2 separate regions of the Homo sapiens genome follow, and region 2 is linked to region 1. A link is a loop called in an ENCODE intact Hi-C map of the cell type or tissue named here. Cell type or tissue: K562. All regions are shown on one strand.

Region 1 (2,500 bases):
GTTACCTGAACTGCCTTCTACTACTCTTCAGGAAATAAATATACCTAGTGCCATCCTATGCTACACTTTACCATACTATTATTTTAAATTAATCTATGTGCTATATCATGGTAACTTACCAGAAATTTTAAATTCATTGGAATATTCATGTTCATTATGGAAAAAATGTTGGTTTACTTTTATTTTATTATATGAAGCCACCTGTGATTATAAACCTCTTGCATTTAAATTTTAATATATTTAGTTATTTAGCATTATGAAATATTTCCATCCTAGGGCATAACAAGTCTCCAGCAAAAAATGAGGGAATAGAATAGCTTATGGAAATTATTTTAACACATCCATAAGGTACCCTTTTTGAAGATTTTTAAATCACTGATGTTTTGAATGTCACTATTTTTACAACCTCTCAAATGTGAAGGACCTTATTCTACAAGGATACCCTCTGTTACAATTGGACAGCAAAGGTAGCTAGCTTTAAATATTTGTAGGAAGATCAGTTATCTTCAGAAAGATCCAGCTTAAATTTTAACTGTCCCCACAATATATGTGTTCACTGCTTTTTTTCTTTTGTCTTTTTTCTTATTCCTCCTCCTCCTTCTTCTTGTGACACTGAGTTGCAATTTGGCATTGTTTTCGATGAAGACTTAGCATTATTGAGTAGTTGTAGATTTCCCAAAACGTGAGTAGCTGTTTCTGTTTCATTAAGTGCTAGGTTTGGAATGAGACTGATTTAAACTTGTTAACCAGGAGGCTTATTTATTCTGAGAATGAAAAGCAAGAGTATCATTAATAGACAGCTATTTACATTTTAAATATCTTTAATACTAGTTTAAGGGAAGATAGGCTGCCATCTTGTGTATGCTGTGTTTATTGCTACATAAAAATGGACACATTCAGACCACGTTTAGTTGTGTTGTCTTAAATAACATAAAAGGCTTTAAATATTACACAGAATGTTGAAGTGCCCATCAGTATCCTGCCTTGTAAAAAATAAATAAATATAGCATTAAGAACATGTACTCCTTTGCTACATGAGTAAACATTATAGAAACCGTCCAATTCCTCTTTTTAAAGGAATTTTATTCCAGCATTTAGAAAAAATTGATATTTCCTAGGTCTAGGATAGTCTAGAACTTTTAGACCATGGAATTTATAATTACAAAATAATGTTTTTATAAACAAATTCTAAAGTTAAGGCTACCTGACAAAATGAATATGTGAAAGGTTGTTCTTGAATATGACATTAATAACAAAATCTGAATTTTACTGTAGGGCGAATACTTTCTAGATTCATCTTTCGTACTTTTTGACTTGTTTTCAATTCATTTATCGTCATAAAAAGTATGTCAATGAAAGTAATGGTCCAGATAATAACAACAAAGCATATGCTGCCAGAAAATGCCTGGGAACTTCAAAGTGTGCCCTGCAAGGCGCTCTAACCTTTGGTTTCAATAGCAGAACCACAGGCCTCTCTTTAATTTGATAAGTACTATTGCCATCTTGTGGTTTTATGCAATATTGCAACAAAACAGCACTGGCATATGAAGCTATTGATTTTTTTGAGTCTTTCGAACCAACAAACTAAATCCTTTTTGTATAGTATGTTTATTGAAGATTAACCACATACCACATATTAGTGACTTGGATTTCCTGGGAGTTCTATTACAATAAAATTATTTAAATCCACTGTAAAGTCAATAATAATATAATCTTGAAAACGTGTAATTTCCCTATAATGAAATATAAGGAAGTAACATTTCCCAAAGAGAGATCCAAGGATTGTTGGTCCTAAAAGATGCACTCAAGAAAAGTAGGCCTCATAGTCAAAAAAACTTAGTAAGTGATGCCTGTCAAGCCTCCTTCTTGGAAAGTCATAGTGAACGTTCAATTATTTAAAGGCTACAGAAAAGGAATCTATTTAATTTTCTTCTAAACCAGTATTTTCCAAATATACTTGACCATATAACTCCTTTAAAAAATAAATAATAGCTATTAATGTCATCAGATAATATCTTGCTAAAATATACTTGGTAAAAACACTTTCAAACATAGATTAGTGCATTAGTTAAAAATCTTTCACTGAACCTAAATTAAAAGAACAATGTCTCCAGTTACCCATGTTGGAATCACAACAAGCTGAGGGTCTTGAAATATTAAGGACTCTCAATCACTAAAAGTCCCCTAAGTTAAGAATTTGAAAATGATTAGAAATTTCTTTTTAATACTTGGCTATTAAAATTATGAAATTTTAATAACAGTACCTAAAAGCCACTAAGTGATGGTTGGAAAGAGAAATGTAGCAAATTTTATCCTATGAAGTCAAAACAAAGCAGAGAAAATTAGATGACGAACTACCAAGAGTTGTTCGCCTGGATCTGTTTTTCCTGTGCTAATGAAATTTGCTGACATATTTACCACTTTTAAACCAGGTCACCCTGTGACCAAGACCACACGTTTATAAAATATTGCGCCATCATAATACGTTTTTGGAGATCCT
Region 2 (2,500 bases), 480 kb before region 1:
GGATTCCAGTCTCTGTGTTCCTTATGGTGGGAGGTTTCTGCCTGCACAATGACCCCACGGTTACCTAGTGCTGCGTATAACTGGTAAAGGAATCTGCCTAATTCAGGAGTGAAGAGCTAGCAGTCCCACTCGGCAGCTGCAGTCTTACCACACATACTTCGATAGCCTTACCAGTGATAAAGCTTTATGTTTATCTCCAACTCTTGGCTCCTTTGTAACTCTATCAGCTGTTTACAAACTCAGGCTGGAGCTGGGGACATTATTTCCTGAGCTGCCTCTGCCTAAAGTCTCTCTACCTAAGTTCTCAAAACATCTTACTTTAGTCACCTGCAGGACTGGCAGCCATTGACCACAGTGATGGCGCTGTGCTGCCCTTCCCATTGGGTAAGGTGTGCTGGTTGCAGTGGGAGAGGGGACCCCTGAAATAAGTATATTTCTCATAAACCTTGGTAGCCTCACCCCAAAGCTTGGGGCTGTCTTTACATGGTCTGATCTGAAAAAAAGAGTTTTGAAAACTTTTAATCTACTAAGAGATCTTCAGAAAAGTCAAATGACTTGTCTGCACATCACTCAGGGAGTGTGCCTTTAACCACTGATTCCCAGGGGAGGCCCCAAGAGAGTCAGACTCTCTGGGTCTGGGGTGGCAATCTATTTTTTTTTTTTTAAAAAAAAAAACCTCTTCAGATTCTTTTGGTACAGGTAGAGCACACTCTGAGAAACACAGGTTTGCAGAGTTGGGGAGTAGCAAACAGGACCAGAAGACAGGCCTCTGGACTCCTATTGTGGTGTTTAAAAAAAAAAAAGTTACTGAAGCAGTGAAGATTACCATAAATGTTGAAGTACAAATTCCCAGACCTTTACTCACTGCTAACAAGGACTATGCAGGTGCTTGCTTCACAAAATAACAGAACTCCTCACCAGTTTCTCCTGTAGGACCTTCAGACATTCATTTATATGGCCCAGGTGGTCTTTTCTATATTTGAGAAATTGGTTTTCTGTCCATTTTTTATTATTCTCAACTTCTTCGTACAGATTACTTGAAAGTGAATGAAATCTATGGGAAAAAATGTTTTGTTTCATTTAAATAAGTTAATTTAAACATAAAAAATTAGTATTGAAAAAGTCTGCAGTTTTTTGAGGTGACGAGACTCAGTGTGTCTAGCAAGTATTTGTGGGGTGATGTGGGAGGTGCCAGAGGCAAGGTAAGTACACTCTGGGTTCCTGTCCTGAGCTTGAGTTCAGTCCAGCTACTGTTAACACCCCCTCTACATACCCTAAAATACAAACACACAGTGACAGGAGCACTGCTGGCTGGGAGCTAACCACAGCCACACTGAAATGTAGTGTTATCCATGCAGAATTCCTCTCATGGCCTGGGGCTCACTGGTTGTGTGTGGAGGAAATACTTTGATAAGTTCCCTTGTGGTGGGGATTATTACTCATGCTAGGCGTTGTCTGTCAAAGGCCAGATAGTAAATATTTTAGGCATTGTGGGCCATATAGTCTCTGTTGCAACCACTCAATGCTCCATTGCAGTGGGAAAGCAGCCACAGATATGTAAAGAAATGAGTACGGTTATAGTCTAATCAAACTTTATGTAATATTCACATGTTATGAAATAGAACTCTTTAATTATTAGAATGCATAGAAGCCATTCTTAGCTGTGGGTAAATGTGGCTAAGTGTGATAGTTTGCTGACTCCTGCTAAGTGCCGGTATGTGGCTGGGAGAGGAGCAGGGGCAGAGAGGACCTGCATTGTCTAGCAGAGGAGAGAAAGGTCAGAGGCAGGAGAATGGAGGAGAAAAGCCCCCAAAGAACCTGGGGAATGTGCCAAGGGGGACTTTAGGTTGCATTTGTCTCAGGCAAAATCTTCCATAAAGTCCCCATTGCTACCAATGAGTCTGTGTGAGTGGATTTTTTTTTTAGGGGGCATTTAAAGAGGCCTTGAATTACTCATGTGGGGCAAAAGCAGAAGTAATAGAGGTACAGGAAGGTACCTACGGGACCTATCAAGATGATGCACCATAGAAGTATTAAATAACAGAGAATGAAAGATTTTTAAGAATAGAAGTGGATAAAAGGGTTGGAATCATATATCATCAGTTGAGAAGTCACTGTAGAGTGGCCGAGGGTTTGAGGAGAGAGGGGAATCCAATCTGAATTAAATGAGGTATGGGACTGGGAAGAGGTAGGATGAGGGATGGGGACTTGTGAGTGGTTTCTGTGTGTGTTTTCTGCATGTGACTTGCTCATGATAAGATGTTGGCTTCAAATTCCCTTTTAGAATAGGTAAAACTGTTAGATTGGCAAGAACAATGTTTGTTATTGAAAATATTCAGACTGTCTTACAATGTATGGTACAGACAGTTAAAGTAATAATTGCTCTGATGTTTTCAGACAAAATTATATGCATATAATTTAGTTTGTGATGTTTATCATTGGAAATTAATTAAGTCATGCTGGACATACACTCCATATACATGCCTCTCTTGCTCTTTGG

What was found. A loop is a pair of places that touch in the nucleus more often than their neighbours do. Peaks named below come from ENCODE experiments on the same cell type or tissue, not always from the same donor. Only the 100,000 strongest peaks of a DNase experiment are listed, where the experiment ranks them.
Region 2: it touches region 1 in a loop (2.9-fold over the local background); 2 of 110 quality-filtered maps call a loop at or near these places.

The regions. Positions count from the first base shown.
Region 1 is chr5:94,967,692-94,970,191 of GRCh38, reverse strand. All of the region lies in intron 2 of MCTP1 (multiple C2 and transmembrane domain containing 1), which reads left to right. Among named protein-coding and RNA genes, the nearest start is that of MCTP1-AS1, 9.8 kb to the left of the region's middle. In K562, CTCF peaks have their summits at 864 (motif pointing left) and 1,516 (motif pointing left); a DNase peak (open chromatin) is centred at 1,471.
Region 2 is chr5:95,445,116-95,447,615 of GRCh38, reverse strand. It overlaps FAM81B (family with sequence similarity 81 member B), which reads right to left. Exons shown (of 10, transcript NM_152548.3): 8 at 919-1,054. Among named protein-coding and RNA genes, the nearest start is that of FAM81B, 55 kb to the right of the region's middle. In K562, no CTCF peak of the experiment used is centred here; a DNase peak (open chromatin) is centred at 1,395.